Regions from separate parts of the Homo sapiens genome. Here region 2 is linked to region 1. A link is a loop called in an ENCODE intact Hi-C map of the cell type or tissue named here. Cell type or tissue: transverse colon. All regions are shown on one strand. Each heading gives the region's core, and the rest is flanking DNA. Links, peaks and the distances in the headings are about the cores only.

Region 1 (11,473 bases), core at 2,353-10,352:
TGTCTCTGATTTTCCAAAACCTAGTACATAATAGATGCTGAAAAATTGTTCAGTGACTGAAGAACAATAGCCATCACTTTTTTGAGCTGTTACCGTGTGTCAGGAACTTCTTTATAATTGCATGCAGTGTTCATAACAACCCTTAGTGTTAGGTTTATGATCCCCTCATTTTATGAATAAAAATCTGACGATCAGAGAGGTAAGTCACTTACTATTAGGTTGATGCAAAAGTAATTGCGGTTTTTGCCATTACTTTTGCACCAACCTTGTAGTAACAAAAGGAGCCAGTACTGAAACCCTTGCATATCTGACTCTGATGTTTATTTTGCTAACCACAACACTGAACCAACTCTGTTTTAACCTGGGTCCAAATTGTATTGGCCATATTCAAATTTCCAATTACCCGAATGCTCTAATAAGGCCTTTATAAGCTTCATAAACTATCCTCTCCTCTTTATTTTTTTGTTTGTTTATTGCCACTCTCTAAACTTGCTATTGCCATATGCACATTGAGTTTATAAATGTACCACATTAGTCAGGAACATTCTTTTTTTATAGCAGAAACATTTCTAGATGTAGTCCTGGGATTTATGTGTTAATATTACCAGTTGGATAGTATATTTGATATTATTTTAGTAGATAAGAAATCCTTGATGATAACAGCGAGCAAAAATTACCACTCCTCTTCCCGTTAAAAAAAAAAATCTCATTCTATTATTTTGGGGTGAAATGTAACCCAGTGCATTTTCATTTTATTCACTGCTTATATTGTTCTCTCCGTAAATTTATTCAGGAAAGAAAAAGAAAGTTAACTGAGATGGGGAAAATTCAACAGCAATGTACGGTCAGCTCTAAAGAATGTATATTGTCGTTTACCACTGTTAGGCTGTCTGATGGTTGATTGCTTTCTGAAAGCTCTAAAAACAGGAGATCAATATGCTGCAAAAGTCTGTTTTAGCATTGCAGGAATTTTTAACCTCACTATACTGCTATCGGTACGTGGCTAGAATAGACTAATCCTGCAAATAGTTCATAGAAACCCCTCCACATTTTTTACCATCTGGCCCCAACCTAACTTTTCCATCTCATCTTCTGTCTCCATCTACACTCCTGTCTCACAAGATCAAATATCATTGACTGAATGTGCCCTAAATATCCACCTACCTGGATGTTCAGGTCTTTTGGTCTAAAGTGTTCTACTCTCCTAGGTGAAGACCAGTTAGTTCTTCGAAGCCAAATTCAAATACCACACCAAATATGAGGCCTTTCCTCACCTGGTTCTCTCTAACCAGCAATCGTTCACTCACTCGTTCAACACACTTTTATTGAGCCCTATGTCAGGTACTCTTGAGAAAGTGGCAAATAAAACAGATATGGTTGCAACCCTCCTTGAGCTTATGGCCAACAGCAACCCAGAAACATTAATTACTGACTTTCCTGGATTCCCACACTGTTGCTTTTTGTCTCTATTTATGTTCTATCATATCTTTATTATTTTTTATCATGGGCCTACCCCTGAGCATCATAAACCATTCTGTGTCTTATTAATCTTTGCATTTTCTCAGTCCCATCCAAACCTGTCACATAGTAGACACTCAGTAGACTTCTGTGCAGTAGGATTAGATTTTCTATGCGATACCTGAAATAGTACAATAAGTCAATTACATAATTCTATGGTTCCACTTTAACTAATTTATTTATTTTTCATTTTTTTGAGACATGGTCTTGCTCTGTCACTGAGGCTGCAGTGCAGTGGCATCAACCTGGCTCACTGCAGCCTTGACCTCCTGGACTCAAGCAATCCTCTCACCTCGGCCTCCAAAGTAGCTGGGACCACAGGTGTGTGCCACCACACCTGGCTAATTTTTAAAATTTTGTAGAGAAGAGGTTATGTTACCATATGTTACCAGGCTGGTCTTAAACTCCTAGGCTCAAGTGATCCTCCCACCTCAGTCTCCAAAAGCACTGGGATTATAGGTAGGAGCCACCATGCCTGGCCAACTTTTATTTTTCTAATACTGGTCTCTCTTTTCTCTTTGACTGTTGCCCTGGATTTAAGCAGAAAAATAAGCAAATAGTTTTGTCTATTCAAGGTCCCTTGTTTTTTTCTGATTTAAAATGCCCTAAAATTTAAACTTGATTTATTCTAATCTGTGCTACTCAATACACGTGGCCACTGATCACCTGAAATGTGATTAGTCTGAATTGATCTTTGCTGTAAATGAAATCCAATGGAATATGCACTGGATTTTAAAGACGTAAAATATCTGATTAGTACTTTTGTATTGATTATATATTAAAATTATAGAATTTTGATTATATTGGGTTAAATAAACTATAGTATTAAAATTTTTACCTGTTTAATTTTGCATTCTCAAATGTGGTTACCAGAAGGTTTTTAATTGTATGCATGGCTTTCATGATGTTTCTATTGGACAGAGCTGCTCTAGATGCTTGTCCTTCCCCTTCTCTGGCTCTTCTTCCCCGAGCAGTTGCTATAAGGGGGATCCTATCTCATTCTGGTATTTGGGGTGACAGTCCTTAATGCTGGCTTTGCCTGTAGCTAGCTTGTTGCACTTTGGAGTCCAAAGGTCATATCTGCTAGGCACATAGGAAGACAAAAGGGTCTAGATTCTTGGCCTTTTTTTTTTTTTTTTTTTTTTTGTCTCCCTTAAGACTATACCTGTTAGCAGGGCTTTCCACTTTCCTTCCTGGAAATATCTGGTTGTGTATCACTTCTGTCTCCATCTCTGCAGCAATTGGTCTCAGCTTCTTAGCCCAATCTTCATGGCAGAAGAGCTGTAAATGGGGAAAGCAACTTCCTCCCAAGAAGCAAAATGCAGTTTGATATTTCAAACTGTCATTTCCTTCATATATGTTGATTGCTTGAGTGAAAAACTCAAAACATTGAGCCATAGCTTGAGTTCATCACATGGGAAATAAAACTTAGTTTCTGTCAAAGTCTCACTCACTTTCAAGGCCAGAGGAGTTTTCAAAGAGGATGCTGCAATAAGCCTCACAAGAACATAGGCTTTCTTGTAAACCACTCAATGGGTAAATGTTAGTTTTGCAGACCCAGAGTAGTCCCTTAGTAAACCCAGCCATTTATAATTTCCCCAGGATTTAAAATCTCAAGCTGTGAGAATTCTCAGTTTTCACTTGTGACAGGACAGAATGGAAAGATTCCCTCTATGACTACTGGTTCTATATATTTCATGCCACTCTGGGCTCCAGTTTACATTCTAATTTAACAATTCAGTGTGCAAAATTTCCTTCTTTTAATACCCTACCTATCACTAGGTTGTAGCTTCAAATAGGCCATCATTATCAAAGCTTCTTGGTGAATCCCTTTGAAAATATTGTTAAGCAGTCGCCATTCTATTTTATAAAATGTCAAATGATTGTCCATGGATGCTTACTCTGCCCTTGCAATGACTAATCTGTATAATCTGTAGTCCTATCAATGAGCTGTTTTTCTCCTCCCGGGCCCTGTTGTTGTTCATCCTATTTCCCTCCCTGGCAAATGTGACAGTTGTAGCTGTTGTTATTTTTCTCAAATGAGTTTAAATTGTGAATTACATCAGTTCGTCACAGCCAAAGCAAACCTCTTTTTAATTGCAGATCTCAAATGTCCCCCCTCTAAATTAAAATAAAATGCACAAAATGCTGCCAACTGTTTTTCCGACTCTTCCAAAATGGAGTATATCCAAAATGCTACTGATGGATTGAGCCACATTAAGACATATAAACATTTAAAATCACTTACAACTTTTTTGCTGTTAGGGGAAAATGTTCACATTTTAGTTGTGGGGGTTGCCTGTGAGGATGAATGTGAGTCTGTTGATTGCCATTTGTGTCCCTTTGAAGTAAAAAAGAGTTTTGCCAATTTTCAATAATTCACCATGGAGATTTCTGTGGGTTTGTAGTCAGATATAAGTGGCTGCATTGCCTTTGAGAAAGGACATTGAGGATGTCCATTTTAATAGCTGTGTAACCTTGGGCTTGTCCTTTAACTTCTGTGAACTTCATCATCATCATTCATAGACTTTGAATGGCGATATATGCCTTGCAGAATTTGGGGAATAATTATAAATAATGAATGTAAAGTACTTGACTTGAATAGGTGCTCAACAATGAAGCTGTTATCAAGATCCACAGAGTGACAGCATCCAAATGTCACACGATAAGCAGACCCCTGAGCCTTTTGGGTTTCATGAACCAAAATAATTTCAAATATTTTTGTTTTTAAATTAAATTTAGTTTTTAATATTTGTATGGATTCAGAGGGTACCCGAGCAGTTTTGTTATGTGGGTATATTTGTTCAGTGGCAAAGTCTGGGCTCTTAGTGTACCCATCACCCAAGCAGTGAACATTGTACCCAATTTCAATTTTTTTTTAATGGAACTGATATAAAGTTGACAAAATTTACTTTTATTTTCTTAAGTGAAGGCAACAAAGAAGCAAAGCCAACTAAATTCTCATCATTCTTGCAAAAGAAAGAAATTTAGCAACAACAACAAAAAGGGAAGGACAAAATCTGAGAAAATAATATAACCCTTTAAATTAAATAAATGTAGATTCATGACAAAAGTTTTAAATTTTTCATTTCAGCATGAACGAAAAAAAATCATCCATATTGTTGAGCTGCTGAATACCCAGGAAAGGCTGGAACCCATTTCTTTGTTCATGTGTTTGTCCAAATCCTGTGTTTCTCTCCATTGACTCTTGTTTTCTGAATGACCAACATATTAGAGCCATATCTTATAAGGGAAATGGGATGATGGTGAGCTTCTTTTTCCCATGGAGGCTAAGTTTAAATTATTTTCTTTCAGACGCACCCTGCCAGGCTCTGTTGCTTTCTGATCTATTTTCAGTGGCTCTTCATCTGACCTGAAAACATGCATGGGTGCTTGTTCACTGATGTTCCCATCTGTACAGATCTGCTCATAGTCTCAGATTTAACAAGCCTTATTTTATCACTTTCATTTTCACTTCCTATTTGCAGAATATCACAAGTGAACTCCCTGAAGATTCTATAATCTTTGGTTTTGTTTACTATTTCTTTAGAAATGATGGTGGCCCCAGATATTTGTTTCTCCTCTATGGCTTGAAATGATCCATTTCTTAATTTTTAAGGATGTAAATCCTTCAAAGTTGGACATTTGGTTCAACATATGTATCAAGAGCCAAAGAATGCATTCTGTAACCATATGTGATTGTGTTCCATAAGAAAGGAAGACTGAGGAAGAATGTCATATTGTTATAGAATTAGAATTTGGAATTTAAAGTTAGACTTATAAACAATAGACCAAGACCTTCCGCTTTAGACTGGAAAATTGTCTAAGGAGGAAAAAGACCTGCCAACAGTCACGTAGATATTAGACCAGGGATAGATGATGACGTGATTTGGCTGTGTCCCTACCCAAACTCATCTTGATTTGTAGTACCCATAATCCCCGTATGTCATAGGAGGGGCCAGATGGAGATAATTGCATCATGGGGGCTGTTTTCCCCATCCTGTTCTTGTGATAGTGAGTTAGTTAGCGAGTTAGTTCTCACGAGATCTGATGGTTTTATAAGGGGCTTTTCCCCTTTTGCTTGGCACTTCTTCTTGCTGCTGCCACGTGAAGAAGGACGTGTTTGCTTCCCCTTGATTGTAACATATAGTAAGTTTCCTGAGGCTTCCCCAATCATGCTGAACTGTGAGCCAATTAAACCTCTTTCCTTTATAAATTACCCAGTCTGGGCTATGTCTTTATTACTATGCAGCATGAGAATAGACTAATACAGATGACTATAGAACTATATTGTGAAGGATATTATATTACTGATTGAGCTGTTACAGAATGTTTCCTATTCTATCATTACTTAACTAGTAATGTGCTTAGGGTTTTGGGTTATGACTTATCTATGATGTATGTGTGACTGTCATGAAATTTAAAGACATGAAATGCTTGTAAACTGAAATAATAATTATAGGACACAGTCAAGAAGAGAAATAGCCACAGAGGCATAAATATTCCATTTGTACCCTGAACCCAATTTCTGGTTAGATTTTAAGCATATTCACTCCATGGGGAGATAGTACCCAGAAATGGCTGCTTCAGTGCCAAAAATACTAGAGTTTGAACCCTGGCTCAAAAAATTATTTTTTGTATGAACTTCAACGATTGCTTAACCTCTTTAAGTTTTAGTTTCTAATTTCTAAAATAGCAATGCCAACCTCAGAATTTTTTTTTACAGAAGCTAGTATTGTGATAATAAACAAGTAGAATGTATTCATTCATTGAAGTAAGATTATATCTTGAAGGTTACTGCTCTGAATAATGTTTTCATTAACAAGATATTAACAGAGCTTTTGAAGGTCAAAGTTAGGTGATCATATATGACAAAATTACAGGGAAAATTACGTTAAAATTTGAACAAAATGAAATATGTGGTGAAGCCGTATAGCATGGTTCATGGCATCATGTATAATGATATATGGTAATAATGGTATATGACAGGGATCAGGAATCTACAACCTAAGGGCCCACTACCAGTTTGTGTAAATAAAGTTTTATTGGAACACTGCTATGCCCATTTATTTACATATTGTCTATAAATATGCTGCTTTTGTGCTACAACACTAGAGTTGAATAGTTGTGACAGAGATTATATGGCCCACAAAGTCTAAAGTACTTACAATCTGGACTTTTGCAGAAAATGTTTGACAATTTCTGGTATATAATGATGCTGATACTATGGGTTCTTTTTCTCTCTCACTGAGAAAGCAGCACAGCACCAAGCATCCTTTATATTTCCTTAGCATTGACTGCAGTGCCTTGCTCTGCATTCTGCACATGTTAAGCAATCTACACATTCTATGGTGTGCTTTGCTGTCAATTTCCTATAACTTTAATAAAAATAAATTATTACATAGGATAGTGCTATGGTTTGAATATTTGTCTCCTCCAAAATTCATGTTGAAATTTAATCCCCAATGCGGTATCATTGAGAAGTAAGGACTTTAAGAAGGGATTGGGTCATGAAGGTGTTGCCCTCATGAATGGATTAATGTATTCATGAATTCATAGATTCATGCGTTAATGGATTAATGAATTATTAAGTGAGTGGGAGTGGTGGCTTTATAAGATGAGGAAGAGAGATCTGAGGTAGCACACTCAGCTCCCTCACCATGTGATGCCCTACATTGCCTTGGGACTCTGCAGAGAGTCCCAGCTAGCAAGAAGGCACTCATCAGATGCCGTCCCTTGACTCCAGACTTCTCAGCCTCCATATCTGTAAGAAATAAATTCCTTTCTTTATAAATTACCTAGGTTTAGGTATTCTGTTATAAGCAACAAAACAATGGGTAAGACAGATAGTTAAGGTGGACAAAGTATCTTCCAGCATGGGTGTTGTGAAGAGCTATTTCCATTCCTAAAATCTGGTTCACGAAACACTTATCCTAGCACAGACCTTTTGGGTTTAGTTCAGTGATTCTCAAACTTGAACATACAACAGAATTTCCTGCTGGTCTGGAAAAAACACATAGTTGGGTCCATCCCTAGATATATGATTCAATAGAGGCAGTGTAGGGCCTGAGAATTTGCATTTGTAGCAATTTCCCAGTGATGCTGATGCTGGTGGTTCATGAATCACCTTTGGGGACTTCCACATCTGGACTGCGCAGATTGATAGAATCGTAACCTCCACAAGGGGCTAGACATATGTAATTTATGCATTTAAGTATATCCAGCTTCTATCACAGGGCCTGGCCCATGTTTACCCAGCACTCAATACATATCTGTCAAGTGGATGAATAAAAAGCCACTGCCTGCTTGGCTGCCAACCTGGTAGGTGAGAGACTTGGTTTGAAAGCTCTGCCTTTGGTTGTGCCAATGACTGGGAAAAAATATCTAGAAACTTAAGAAAATCTACATGGAACTCCTTGTGGTATGCTCTGAAATACAGACTATAGAGGAAATATTTTAGTGGCTCTACAGGATACATGGTCTCTGTTGCACCTACTGAATTCTGCTACCATAGCAAGAGAGCCACCATAGAGGATATGTAATGAATGGGTATGGTTGTGCTCAAAGCAGGCATTGAGCCAGATTGTTTGCTGACTTCTCTGTTAAACCATGAATTTTAAATGATTGCATAGTATAGATGGTACATACATGGACACATGTACCATCATTGCCCTTTAATAAATTTTATTGCATTATAATATACATATAGAGAATTGTATTTATTGTCTGTTGCAGTTTGATGAATTTTGTCAACTGGATATATCCGTGACAGTACCCAGGGTGTAATTGCCTTTTGGTAGATCGGAATTGTTTCTAATTTGGGACTTTTACTAATGAAGCTATTATGAGCATAGTACCTGATATACTTTATTTTATTACTATATCTGCACATTGGTTGTATTAGTTTTCTGTTCCTTCTATAATAAATTACCATGTACTTGGTGGCTTCAATAAATACAAATTTATTATCTTACAGTTTTGCAAGTCTGAAACCTGGGTTAAAGCCAAGATGTTGGCAGGGCTGTGGTCTTTTCTGGAGGCTGTCAGGGAGAATCTGTTTCCATGCCTTTTCCAGCTTCTAGAGGACACCAACATTCCATGGCTTATGGCTCTTTTTTTCCAACTTCAAAGCCAATAACCTTGCTTCTCTCTGATCATGCTTCCATAGTCACATCTCTCTGAACCACAGGAAAAATTCTTTGATTTTAAGGACTCATGAGATTGAATTGGACCTATTGGAGAATCCAAGATTTTCTACCCTCGTCAAGATTCTTAATATAATCACACTTGCCTTTTGTCTCATAATGTATTTACAGGTTCTGAGGACTAAGGTGTGAATATTTGATGGGCGGGGTTGGATATTAGTCTGCCTAGCATGTTGGTTATATGAATTAATCAACGAAGACTACTCTAGTTTGTAGGAAAGCTGAGTTCCAAGATTTTTGCCAAATTTGCTTTTTCAAATTTTTGGAACAATAAAAAAATATGCAGTAGCATAATCAGTTAGCTAACATAGATGATCTGAATAATAGATACCCTGGTAATGAAAATATATATTAAGGTACCATTTACTCTTTCAGTGTAATGAAACAAAACCCAGCCTACTCAGGTAGAGCATAAGCTGTATGCTATGTAGAACTCTAACAGAAGACATTCTTTAGATTGCTATCTATCTGTTGACCAACACACTCTCTGACAATAACTCCTTTATGTCCTCTCCTTTCACTTGACAATCTCTTTTGCACTCTTTGCCTTGTCATCACACATCATTTTTCATGTGATCGTTTGTTGGAGACTCATATACAGATGCTCTGTCTGGTCTCTAATGGGGCAAAAACACACAGGACAGAAACACACAGCCTGGGTGTATTTTCTACTCTGAGATCACAAGCCTGAACATTGTCATCTTTTTGAACATCTTCCCAAGGGATAGTGCAAAGGGAAAAAGGGCAGAGTTTCTCAAGTGTAAGAACTAATTTCAAAAACTGTGCAAGGGTCTTTAGAGAGCTGTCGGTTAGAGACCCACTCCCCAACCAAGATCACTCTAAATGGAAAGACAATGAATGGAAGTGCATTCAGAGAATGCAGCCTGACCTTCTGGGGTACTAAGGGGCCTTGTAGGAGGGATGGCTCTAGAAGGTTTAGCTGTTCAGTCTAAGACAAAGAAAACCCAAAGTCGGTTAGAGGAAGGGGATAGAAGAGCTGTCTTTAAACATCTAATGAAGTATAACATGAAAAGGGGGTTTATGCTGGTTTTGGAGAAAGCTAAAGTAGCAATTTTCAAACTTCAGTTGTTCATTTGCATCGCTTGGGAAGATTCTGAATGCAGATTCCTAGTCTCCGCTTACTGAAGGTTCTGAAAGGGGGTGGGACATAAAGCCAAATTTTGAACAAAGTGCCACAGTTGATACTGATAGAGGTATTTCAAAGATGTTATATATATATATTCATCAGATATTTATTGAGCATTTTCAATATGACAGGCACTGTTACAAGAGTGAGGATATACAACTGAATAAAACATACTAGCTTCCTGTCCTCAAGGGGCTTATATTCTAGAGGGGGAAGGTAGACAATGAACAAATCCATTAAGAAAATGTATAGTATGTCAGACAGCGATAAGTGAAAAGAAAAAAAAAAAGCAGGAAAAGGAGCTAGGAAGTACTGGGGAGAGGGGTGAAGCTGATTTTTAAATAAGTGAACTTAAAGTAATTTTTTTTTTTGAGACAGTCTCACTTTGTCATCCAGGCTGGAGTGCCATGATGTGATCTCAGATCATTGCAGCATTGACCTCCTGGGCCCAAGTGATCCTCCCACCTCAGCCCCCCAAGTAGCTGGGAACAGGCATGCGCCACGATGTCTGGCTAATCTTTATAGTTTTTATAGAGATGGGGTCTCATTTTGTTGCCCAGGCTGGTCTTGAACCTAAGCTCAAGCACTCTGCCTGTCTCAACTTCCCAAAGTGCCAGGATTACAGACGGGAGCCACCACACCCAGCCAATTTTTTTTTTTTTTTTTTGAGACAAAATCTTATTTTGTCACTCTGGCTGGAGTACAGCAGCATGATCATAGCTCATTGTAGCTTCAAACTCCTGGGCTCAAGGGATTCCCCTGTCTCAGACTCCTGAGGAACTGAGAGTACAGGCACACAGCACCATGCTGAGCTAGTTTTTAATTTTTTGTAGAAATGAGGTCTCACTATGTTGCCCAGGCTGGTCTTGAACTCCTGGGCTCAAGCAATATTCTCACCTCAGCCTCCCAAAACACTGGGATTATAGTCATAAGCCACTGCATCCAGCCAGCTAATTTAAATTAAGGAACTGAATGAAGGAAGGGAGAGAATAAGATGTGTGGTTTCTGGAGGAAGAGTGTCCTATGCAGAGGGATCAGCAAGCGCAAAATAATTTCAGGAGATGTGTGCTTAAGGAGTGGTAAGATGCCAGTGTGACCTCGCAAACTGAGCAGGGAGGAGTTAGCTAGGACTATCTGTGAGGTGAGATACTCTGTTTATTCAACAGGGACATGAGGGAGGGCAGACTCCTTTAGAAAAGCAATTGATATATTTATTCTAAGAAGAAAGAACTTCGAGCTCTCTTGGGAAGTTTGCATTCAAGTGCATTGGTATGCCTGTTGTAGGGAGAATTCAAATATCTGGTTGGTGGTTGTTTGGTGGTTGAACCAAGCCACTGGTTTGCAAACCTGGCTGTGCCTCATAATCACCTGGGGAGGCAGAGGTGCACATTTGCTCTAACAGCATTTTTTTTTTTTTGTCTTTGGCTAATTATCTCTCCATGATTTGAAGTGTTGATGGTACTGATAATTGAAATACCTCTCTTTCCACGGCCAAGAAACAGAGATATAACCCAAGTCAAGTTAGTCACATTTTTTCTATTGGAATTTAATCAATTTAATCTTGACTAGAGTGACACATGCATGGATAACAGTAGGGGCCAAT
Region 2 (11,473 bases), core at 2,400-10,399, 410 kb after region 1:
GGAACACTTTTTCGTTGTCTAATGTTGTTCTAATCAGCTGGACAATCTTAGCTGAAAGATTTACCCTATAAAATGACAATATAAGTTAGTATTTCCCTAAACCTTTCTTTTCATCACCAAGGACACCTACAGACTTCTCTCTGGGGATAATGGAACATTGAAAATTGGGCATTTTAAATAGGTTGGCAGTTATCTGAAACAAGTAGTCTAATAAAGAAGTATGCCCTTATGGCTAGCCCTGAGAACAAATGGTATATCTTAAAGTTAGTATGTTTATTGTTTTTTCCATTGAAAAGTTTGGCTTTTTGGAGCACAAAATAGCTGGCTGACTTTCTATCCATTCTCACTTCTCCAGTGCTTTAAATCATAATATTTAACTTAATTATCAGTATCTGACTTGAGACCTTCCAAGATTCCTCAGTCTGCCAGGTGCTTTGTTTCTTGGCACTGAAAAGTCATTTGGTATAAAATAATGAGCAAAGCAAACATGGTATCTGACTTTATAGAGCTTATTTTCTAATATAAGGAACAGATCAAAATCAAGCAAGCAGATCAATGAATTATATACTCATTAATTTTGATAAACCACTACAAATGAATGAATGAATGAGCAAACTGAGGATGAAAAAAGCAGCCCTGAGAGGCAGGAGCCAGCCTCACACATGCAGTGGGGCCATGTTCACCTGGCTAACCCAAACGATTTCACAGAACATCAATATCACACAAGACCATGCTGAGATGCTGGGATCGAGACAAGAACTCTAATCATTTAAGAACACAGACAAAAGCATAAACATTTTCCAGGCCACAAAAAATGACCAAGTATCTCCTATAACAGTTTGAATGACTGCTGGTTTCCTTAACAGTTTTCACCTTGTCCTGTGTTTTCATCTCCTAAGTAAGAATTATTAAGATACCCAGTCACAGAATTATCCCAGCTTCTAGACAACATCCAGTTCAAAGCAATGTCCCATTTCCTGGAATTATCTCCCAAATCACAAAACATAAGCCCAAATTCTGTAATAAGCCCTCTCTAATACCCAACTCACCTCAGTCCCAATGGCATCAGCTCTCCCTCATTGCAGCAAGTGAATAAACCCAACATTGTTCAAATTAAGGTGCATTTTTATTGGTCTTTGGCTTGAGAGCATTAATGAATGAAACACACACCTTTTTTTTTTCTGATGCCTAAAGACTTTATCCCTGATTGAACTGCTGATTCTAGATTTGGGATAAAACCTGACAAAATGTAAATATACCTGAAGAGGAAAATAGCTCAGTCAACAGTGACTTGTTATAGAGAAAAAGTCAGAAAGATCTAGAAGCCTAAGTGGTATTTAGAGAAAAAGGTTCTGAGAAGGTGGAGGTCAGCACATATTCTTACATGCTTTGGGTGAAGGACGACTTCTTGGGAAGAAGCTATGAAGAACAGATACCAGTGTGGGGAGAGATTTCAACTTTTCAAGAAGAGTTTTAGACCAGTGATAAATGGACAAGAAAATAGGAAGGAAAGTGAGTCATGTTCTGCCAGTAAATTCCTCCTTCCATCTCAGGTAAATCTTTCATGGGGCTTATTAAGCAGTTTTCATTAAAGAGTTTATAGGTACATTAGCAGGCAAAAGAACACTTCTTTCCAACAAACAGCTCTCAGAAGTCATAAACAGAAACTCCTAATATCTGGACACCCACCAGAATAGCAATCGCACTCCCCAAATGTACCAAAATAAAATCAGCAGCCCCCATGTGCATACAGAAGAAGGCAGGATAAATCATAATGGCTGAGTTAGTATCCCTTTAACCCAGAGACCAAGATTTACACACTACAACTCCGTTAGCTTTATTGTCTCTGCTGAACAAGGCTGGCTGGGAAAAACTTAATTTTAAGTATTTTATTACCTGCTAGTTTTAAACAGTCTCTTTCAGGTTAGCTCAGTTTCTTTTGGATACATAATCAGTCAGATTAATAAATGAAATTCACTTTATGTATGTTTATTTCCTCTCGAAAGTCTTCCCTGTCCTTCCTCAAAATCCTGGGTGGCATTAAACAAAGAAAAAAGCTTTCGTGTACTCTCAGTGTTGGAGGAAAGAATGCTGGAGTGAGCTGTAGCTGGACTGTTACCTGGGCTCTTCTTGGCCTTCATTGAGTTTAATTCTTGTCCGGCCTGGTCACTGAGCCTCTTTCTGTATATGTCTCTCAAATTCACAGCTGATGAATGTGTTCTTCCCACCTAGGCTTTCCTTCCTACTTCCTCTTTCCTGTCCCATAACTTGGTCTAATTTCACTACCTTTGGGTCTGAGCCATGATGATGTTAAACTAGTTTCCATCCCCCTTATTTCAGCTCTGAGGAAGACCTTAAAAACTTCCCTAGCACACCCATGGCAGGCCCTTCTTGGTTCTTAAATTTCAACTACTATTTATTGTGCCTAAGAGATCCCAGAAACTTTTAGATCTTTCTTATATTATCCCAATCATCCCAATCTTTGCAGCACTGTGGTGGGATCTCGGGAGGTAGGTCAGTCTAATGGGTCACTTTCTGTCTGACTATGTGATGTGGCCATTTGTATTCTTCTGCAGCTGCTCCAGGTCAGAAGGTTGCATATTGCTAGTTGCATTCCCCCAGAGCTATAGGTGGAAAGCTGCTTATGGCATCCCATATCAATATATCTTGTGTTTTTATTACTCCCCCTGAGGATTGGCTACCAAAGTTGGATAAAGGTTGATGAAAAATAAGAATCCAAGTTTCTTATCACCTGGAAGCATTCTCTGTTTCCCCCTTAAATGAGAACTTACAGTATATTCTATCCTGAGTTTCCTCTACCCATGGCATATAGAAAAACCTCATAGATCTAGTCACCAGGCCTGTCTCTTGATATGGAAAGGAAGTTTTTGCAATTTACATATATTTTTCTCTTTTTGACAATGCCTGACTGTCAAAACTATTTTCATGTTATGGACTCAAAATAAATCTAATTTGACAGTCAACATGTATAAGGATTTTGTTATTGTAGATGATGCCTGTTCTTTCTCTCAGGTGCTGAAACCCATTAGAGTGGGGGGTGGATGCCTAGGATACTGTGATTTAAGATGAATGAAAAATATAAAAAATATACCAGTTTAACATGTTCAAAAATATGATACCTAAAAAAACTCTAATTCCATCCATCATGATTTCCAACTTTGGTGGGTTTGTGGGTGTTGTTATTCTTCATCTTCTCTGAGCCAAAGAATCCTTCTCTGGCATCCTAAGTAATCTGTTTATTTATTGACTTTGTTACTTACTGTCTCACTTCCTCAATTAGAAGATGAGGTCCACAGGCAGGGCTCTTAGTCTATTATATTCCCGGAGGTATCTCCAGTTCCTGGAACACAGTAGGGACTTGTAACTATCTGTTAAATGAAGGAATAAAAGAAACAGACTTTCCTACGTGCATTTTATGACAAATATTAAGAAAGTCAGATTTTGTTTGTATCTGAGAAAGTGAATTGTTAATAATATTTGCTGAAGAATGCTTAGAAAGTATCAGTTAGGTGCTGAGGTTACAGTAGGGAACAGACATACTGAGCCAGTTCTCATGGAAGGATAGAAGGAGAGAGATCAATTTTTCTAATCCTAGCTCTGGCAAGTTATTTAACCCCCATGAGCCTCAGTATTCTCAAGTGTAAAATAGAGATATGGCCACCTACCCTACAGTGTTGTACTTATATCACAAGTACTGAGTGGATGTTAGTGTTCTTGCTGCTTCACTATCACAGGTGTTAACCTATAGGGTGATGTGAAAAGTCAGAGAAGAGAAGGGAGAAAAAAGAAATTGAACACAAACTTGGTCCTCTATCATAACTGGAAGTTGCTTTAGCTCCTGTTGGTCATTTTTCTCTGATTAACAAGGAGTCATCTTGTAGAATAACTGTTGGTAGTTCCAGAGAATTACTCCTATGGCAGACTGTACAAGGTCACCCATCATGGAAATGGCCTGTGACCCTCTCAGAGGCCCTTAAGTGGCTTGGTTTCAGGCAGGTAGCATTCTGGTTCTTTGTCTTCCAGCCAGAGAGATCTGATTGGCTGTTTTCCAAAGTGGGTTTACAGCTCCCTGGACACTCCTGTTCTTCCCACGTTTGATATAGCTCTTAGGTTCTAACCTCTGCCACTTACAAGTTCTCTCATTTCTGACATCCCATGAGATGCAATCCTTTGATCTTGATATCAGTTGAAATGGAAATATCTCTGAGTTTCATTTAAGTGGTGTCATTTTAAAAAACAGTTTTTATCAATTCAAAGAATGCTATTTGGAAATATTTTTGCAAAGAGATACCCTTGCTTCGTGCTATTCAAGCCTGTAGGCACTCAGACATAAAAAGCTTTCTATGCTGGTCCTGGAATATTGGGTTTTAATGTAATAGGTTTAATGTCTTATTGTTAAAATCAGGACCCACTTTCCATGGTGTTATGTCTTTATGCTGCAGAGTTTTCACCCAAAAATTCTCATGATAGCCCTCACAGATTTTAAGGAATATTTAGCTTCCCAAAATATGGGCTGAGGAAATATTTGTAAGACATGGTCCTCACCCTTAATCAGATTATCTGGTGATGATAATGATGATGGTGGTGATGATAGTGATGATAATAAAAGTAACAACACTACTAATTCGTAACATTTATTGAGCACTTACTTACTGTGTCATCTCAGACACTGTGTTAAGCACTTTCCATGCATTAATTAGTTAATTTTAAGGAAGTATGTTTAACTTTACTTGTTTATTTTTATTGATACATAATATTTGTGTATATTTATTGGGTACACATAATATTTTGTTACATGCATAGAATGTGTCATGATCAAGTCATGGTAGATAGGCTATCCATCACCAGAAGCATTTATCATTTCTATGTGTCGGGAACATTTCAAAACCTCTATTCTAGCTATTTTGAGATATGCAATACATTGTTTTTAACTGTTCTATCTAACTGTGTTTGTACCCATTAACCAACTTCTTTTCATTCTCCCCCTCCCACTCACACACACTTTCCATTCTACTGTCATTCTACTCTCTATCATTCTACCCTCTACCTCCTTGAGATTAAATTTTTTAGCTCTCACATATGAGTGAGAACATGCAATATTTGTCTTTCTGTGCCTGGCTTGTTTTACTTAACATAATGATCTCCAGTTCCATTCCCATTGCTTCACATGACAAGATTTCATTCTTTTTTATGGTCAAATAGTATTCCATTGTACATATGTACCACATTTTCTTTATTCATTCATCCATTGGTGGACACTTAGGTTATTCCATATCTTTGCCATCCACATATTAATTAATTTAATCCTGGCAAAATTGCCCATGAATGAATGTTCTCATTTTACAGATCAGGAAACTGGTGTCAGAGAGGCTAAATGACTTGCCAAGATAGTAGAGCTGACTTCAGAGAATTTCCTTTATTAAGAATGCTTTGGATACATCATCTTATTTTGTTCTTTCAACAATCCTGTAAGGTAGGAGCATTAGCTACATTTTTCCAGCTGGGGAAACTAAGGCTTGGAGAAGTTAGTTAACTTCTCCAAAGTCAGACAGCTTGTATTCACAGCCAAGCTGGGATATAGGACAACAAAGCCTGTACTCTTAAATTACAGGCTAAGTTAACACCTATTATAGAGGCATGTTGTCTAACAAGAAAGACATTGTCATTAACATGGAGTATGTCTAGATAATACACAAATACACATGCACACACACCCTGCACCTTAAGAGAATTAGAATCGCAAAGCACTTTTATATAGCTTAGAAGTGAGAGTTTGGGAAAGTTATTCTCAGAGGTAATGGTGGAAAGCAATCAGATAGATTGGAGAGTTTTTGAAAACACCTAATTACAATCCAGCAGGTGTATACCCCTAGGCACCTTCAGCAGGTAAAATGGTATCTGGGGCCTGATTGAATATTTCTTTCACTAGGTGTTCCTTTCTGTCTACATTGTGCTTCTGTGAGCTGAGAGATTTAATAACAGATGCTCTGGGATGATTCCTAAGCAAAAGAATTGTCTTTTGTCACTGTAGATGCATTTTCCGACCTTGTGTTCACCATGAATATATCATAAGAGAAATGATCGCCTGACACACAAGCAATGGGAAGTGTAACCTGGGGTTGGGTTTCACTTGATTGTAATTACAGAATCTCAGCTTCATTAACATACGTTTTTATACATGAAACTTTTTTTCTCATAGTAGCCCTTATTTGAAATGAACACCTTTCAGCTTCAAGGCCACAACAATTATGTTCAGGTTGAAGAGCAGTTTGTTTCTACTTATGTGAGAGTAAACAAAACAAGTTATTGTCTCTGTTTTCCTTCCCCATTTGTGTTTGGTTCTGTGTTTGCTGCACGGCACACCAATACTAAACACTTCTCATTTGTCCTAAAGTGAGCATTGGATGAAATGGCTCTATGTATAATATGGGTTTGTATTCTGTTGTCTCAAAGCAGTTACTTAGTGTTTTGAATCCATGTCGATTTAATGATCTTATTCATTCAATAAGATATGAGAGGAAGGAAGGCAAACATGTCCCCTGCCTGTATGTGGCTTATAGTCTGGCAGAGGGGTAAGGCAGGATATTTTGTCTATCTTGTTCACTGCTATGCCCAGTGCGTGCCTGGGACTTAGTGCTCAATAAATACTTGTTGAATGAGTGTATGCACAATAAAATAGATTAAGAGCTATGAAAGAAGGATTACTAGAGGACCATGGAAATGTACAGTGCTGGACTGATTTCCTGCAGGGAAGGGAATAAAGAGTTGAGGCAGATGCTCTCAGAAAGAGAATTCCCACAGCATGGCACAATAAAATATGGCCCCCATTGTCACGTAAATGAGAGTATAGATCCTACTTCCACATTTGCCAGGCCTGAAAGTGTTGACAGGTTATTCCTCCCAAGCCTCAGGTTTCTCAATTGTGAAATAGAAAATTATGCATATGATGCTCTTGTTAGTGACCAGCACATGATGGACAGTCAATACCTGTAGCTACTGTTGACTGCAAAGAACCTGTTGTGGTCTCACTGTGCAGAATTATGTTATTCCTTTCAAATGAAACTTGCAGTAGATTCAGTGTTTTAACAGAATCGTGATGGAAGTCAATAATTGAATGCATCAAATGGGGGAAAAAAAGCACAACCTCTCAACTCGAGATATTTTAAGGTGTGACTGTTTTTTTTTAAATGTTTCTGTTACATGCATCTAAATGACTGGTGTCTTCTTAAGAAGAGCAGAATTTTCTATTATGCTGTGCCACTTCTGTCTTTTGATTTGGGGGAAGTTGCTAGATCTCCCAGAGGTTCAGTTTCCAATACCATAAAATGGAAAGAATAAAAGTAAATATATAAAGGCATTAACTTCTATATCTTAGTGAGTTTTTACTAGGCCTGTGTCTGCCTAGGATCTTCTTTTTTGATTCATCTATTCACCAAATATTTAGTGGCCTCTGGTGATATGCAATGCATTGTGCCAGTCAAATGATGAGATATCTGCTTGGAGGAGCAAAAGATAGGGTGGTGGGCAGAGACGGACTTATGCAAATTATTCCAATGAAGGGTAGTAAGTGCTATGGTAGAGGGAGATACGAATGCTATGAGCATATTACTAATAGCCAAAGCAATCCTAAGCAAAAAGAACAAGGAGGTATCACATTACCCAACTTCAAACTATACTACAATGTTGCAGTAACTGGTACAACATGGTACGGGTACAAAAACAGATGTATAGACCAATGGAACAGAATACAGAACACAGAAATAAAGCTGCACACCTACAACCATCTGATCTTCAACAAAGCAGACAAAAATAAGCCCTGGAGAAAATGACTGCCTATTCAATAGATGGTGCTGGGGTAGCTGGCAAACCTCATGCAGAGGGATAAAACTGAACTCCTACTTCTCACCATATACAAAAATTAACCCAAGATGAATTAAAGACTTAAATTTAGGACCTCAAACTGTAAAAATCTTATAAGAAAACTTAGGAAATAGCATTCTGGATATCAATCTTGGGAAAGAATTTACGACTAAGTTCTCAAAAGCAATTGTAGCAAAAACAAAAATTGACAAGTGGGACTCAATTAAACTAAAGAGCTTCTGCACAGCAAAAGAAAATATCAATAGAGTAAACAGATAACCTACAAAAGGGGATAAAGTATTCACAAACTATGAATCTGAGGAAGGTCTAATATCCAGAATCTATCAGGAACTTAATTCAATAAGCAAAACCAAAATGACCCCGTTTAAAAGTGGGAAAAGGACATGAACAGACACTTCTCAAAAGAAGACATACAAATTGTCAACAAATATATGAAAAAAATGCTCAATATCACTAATCGTCAGAGAAATGTGAATCAAAATCACAATAAGCTACCATCTCACACCAGTCAGAATGGCTATTATTAAAAAGTCAAAGACAACAGGTGCTGGTGAGTCTGTGGAGAACACTTATACACTCTTGGTGGGAAAATGAATTTGTTCAGCCACAGTGGAATGCTGTTTGGCAATTTCTCAAAGAACTAAAAACAGAACTACCATTCAACCCAACAATCCCATTACTAGGTATAGACCCAAAGGAAGATAAATTGTTCTATGAAAAAGACACATGCACTTGTATGTTCATTGCAGCACTATTCATAATAGCAAAGACATATAATCAACATAGGTACCCATCAAGAATGGATTGGACAAAGAAAATTTGGTACATACACACCATGGAATACTACACAGCCATAAAAAAGAATGAAACCATGCCCTTTGCAGCAACATACATGCAGCTGGAGGCCACTGTCCTTAGCAAAATTAACACAGTAACAGAAAAGCAAATATCACATATTTTCACCTATAAGTGGGAGCTAAACATTAGGTACACATGGACATAAAGGTGGAAATAATAGACACTGGGGACAACTAGAAAGGGGAGGGAGGGAGAGGGACAAGAGCTGAAAATCTCCCTATTGAGTAATATGCTTACTATCTAGATGATGGGATCAATCATACCCAAACCTCAGCATCACTCAATATACCCAGGAAACAAACCTCCACGTACAATCCCTGAATATAAAATAAAAATTGAATTAAAAAAGCAAAAAAACCCAAAAGCTATAAACATGTAGAAAGGTCAGGCACAGTGGTTCATGCCTGTAATCCCAGCACTTAGGGAGGCTGAGGCATGCAGATCATTTGAGGTTAGGAGTTCAAGACCAGCCTGGCCAACATGGTGAAACCCTGTCTCTACTAAAAATACAAAAATTAGCCGGGCATGGTGACAGGGCCTGTAATGCTGGCTACTTGGGAGGCTGAGGCAGGGCAATTGCTTGAACTTGAGAGGTGGAGGTTGCAATGGGCCAAGAGCACTCCAGCCTGGGCAACAGAGGGTGTTGGTTTAGCATGGGACTGTCATGGCCACCAGATTGGTCTTTTGCTTTCTGAATCTCATTTCCAAATTTAGTGTCTGATACTGCTTGTCAATACGTCTTTCATGCATGTTTAGACTCCACTCAGCTCAATTCCATTCTAAGCATTCTTTTGTCATTTATCATTCAATGATTCCAGCTATCTATTGACCCAATATAAATCTATTAATCAATAAAGGCATATTTCCTGATATCTCTTTCAATAATTCAATAAAGGGATATTTTTTGAACATACCTTGTGTTTCAGATACTCTGCTCTGAAATCAGGAATGAATGAGATTTCATCCCTCTTCTTAAGAATCCTCCAGCCTAGGAAATGATGTAGGAAAGATACCCATTACGATAGCACAAGACAAAACGTGATATAGCCATCAGCAGGAACAAAAGGTGGGAAAACAATATATGTTGGCACACCTAGCCAGCATCACATGTTTAGTTACCTGTTCATTCACTTTAGCCACTAGAGGTTTAGACACCTGTTTTGTTTTGTTTTGGTGGGAGGTTGATTTTATTTAATTTTTATTTTAAGTTCAAGAGTACACGTGCAGGTTTGTTACATAGGTAAACTTGTGTCATGAGGGTTTGTAGTAGAGAATATTTCATCACCCAGGTATTGAGCCTAGTACCCATTAGTTATTTTTCCTGATCATCTCCTTCTTCCCACCCTCCATCCTCTGATACAGACCCCTATTTTAGATATGGGAAATAGGAGAGGTCAGGCCCTCAAGGTAGGTGTGATTTCAAAGGCTTGAAGGTGTGATTTCTTTTTTTATTTTTATTTTTATTTTATATTATATTTTTAAAATTTTATTATTATTAAACTTTAAGTTTTAGGGTACATGTGCACAACGTGCAGGCTTGTTACATATGTATACATGTGCCATGTTGGTGTGCTGCACTCATTAACTCATCATTTAGCATTAGGAACCAACCCAAATGTCCAACAATGATAGACTGGATTAAGAAAATGTGGCACACATATACCATGGAATACTATGCAGCCATAAAAAATGATGAGTTCATGTCCTTTGTAGGGACATGGATGAAGGTGTGATTTCAAAGGCTTTGAATGACAAGTCAAAAGGTTATTCAGTAGGAATAGCCTTCCATGTTTTGAAGAGGAAAAAGGAGCACACAAGCAGTACTAAAAAGCAATACTTCCCATGTCTTGTGAGAAGACTGAGGCTGAGAAATGCAATGGAGAACTGAGACCATTGCTAGGTTCTATTGGAGACGGTTTCTCTTGGGAAGACTTCAGGTATTTTAGAGTAGAGTCATGTCATGGAGTGCTCTCCAAAAACTGGCAAATTCCTCCTATATCCAAGCAGAAATTTTCTTTACTTTTGGACAACTCCTGATGCTTATGTGACCAGTTACTCCTTAAGCATATTTTTTGAGACCCAGATTAACACAGATCTCAAAGTGGATGGTTCCAGATAGAGAAAATTGCATGAAGAATGCTAAGTAGGTCTAGATTCTTCAAGGTGCGGTAGGGTCAGACCAATTTTTTAATCAAGTGTCTTGTCAAAAATAAAAATGCATTACAGATTTTGTTTCATTTTTTACAAGAATAAAGGTGAAGGTGTTAGAGTAGCTGATACCTTTTTGACATTTTGACTCTGGAAGTTATTATGCCTTTAGATTCAGTGGAAATGCTTCCTTTATTTCCTCTTACGCTAATTCATTTTAGGTAGAAACGTCAATGTTGGCCTAATATGTGAGGCCGATGGCATCTCTTAACGTTTAAAAGTCTGTTAACTCTCCTACTATGAAAGTTCTAAAACCTCTGTCCAATTCTTTAAATACTCTGATTAAGATTTAAAAGGCTACTTTTTTACTACCATTTAATTATCTACTTCCCAGGTAACTGTGATATTACAATTTTGCAACATCCTGTAGCTCTTTGTCCAACCATTCAATTATGTATATAGCAAGATTTTTACCCTACCATAATTAATAGGGGAACCAAGTAGAAACATTAATGTGAATTAACCGTTAAAATGCACAGAAGGCTGGCTCTCATATTTTTTCCCA

Evidence for each region. Hi-C counts contacts between places; a loop is a spot of excess contacts. Peaks named below come from ENCODE experiments on the same cell type or tissue, not always from the same donor. Only the 100,000 strongest peaks of a DNase experiment are listed, where the experiment ranks them.
Region 2: it touches region 1 in a loop (11-fold over the local background); 2 of 110 quality-filtered maps call a loop at or near these places.

The regions. Positions count from the first base shown.
Region 1 is chr3:67,680,770-67,692,242 of GRCh38, forward strand. All of the region lies in intron 3 of SUCLG2-DT (SUCLG2 divergent transcript), which reads left to right. Among named protein-coding and RNA genes, the nearest start is that of SUCLG2-DT, 32 kb to the left of the region's middle. In transverse colon, for the core only: no CTCF peak of the experiment used is centred there; no DNase peak of the experiment used is centred there.
Region 2 is chr3:68,091,061-68,102,533 of GRCh38, forward strand. All of the region lies in intron 2 of TAFA1 (TAFA chemokine like family member 1), which reads left to right. Among named protein-coding and RNA genes, the nearest start is that of TAFA1, 93 kb to the left of the region's middle. In transverse colon, for the core only: no CTCF peak of the experiment used is centred there; no DNase peak of the experiment used is centred there.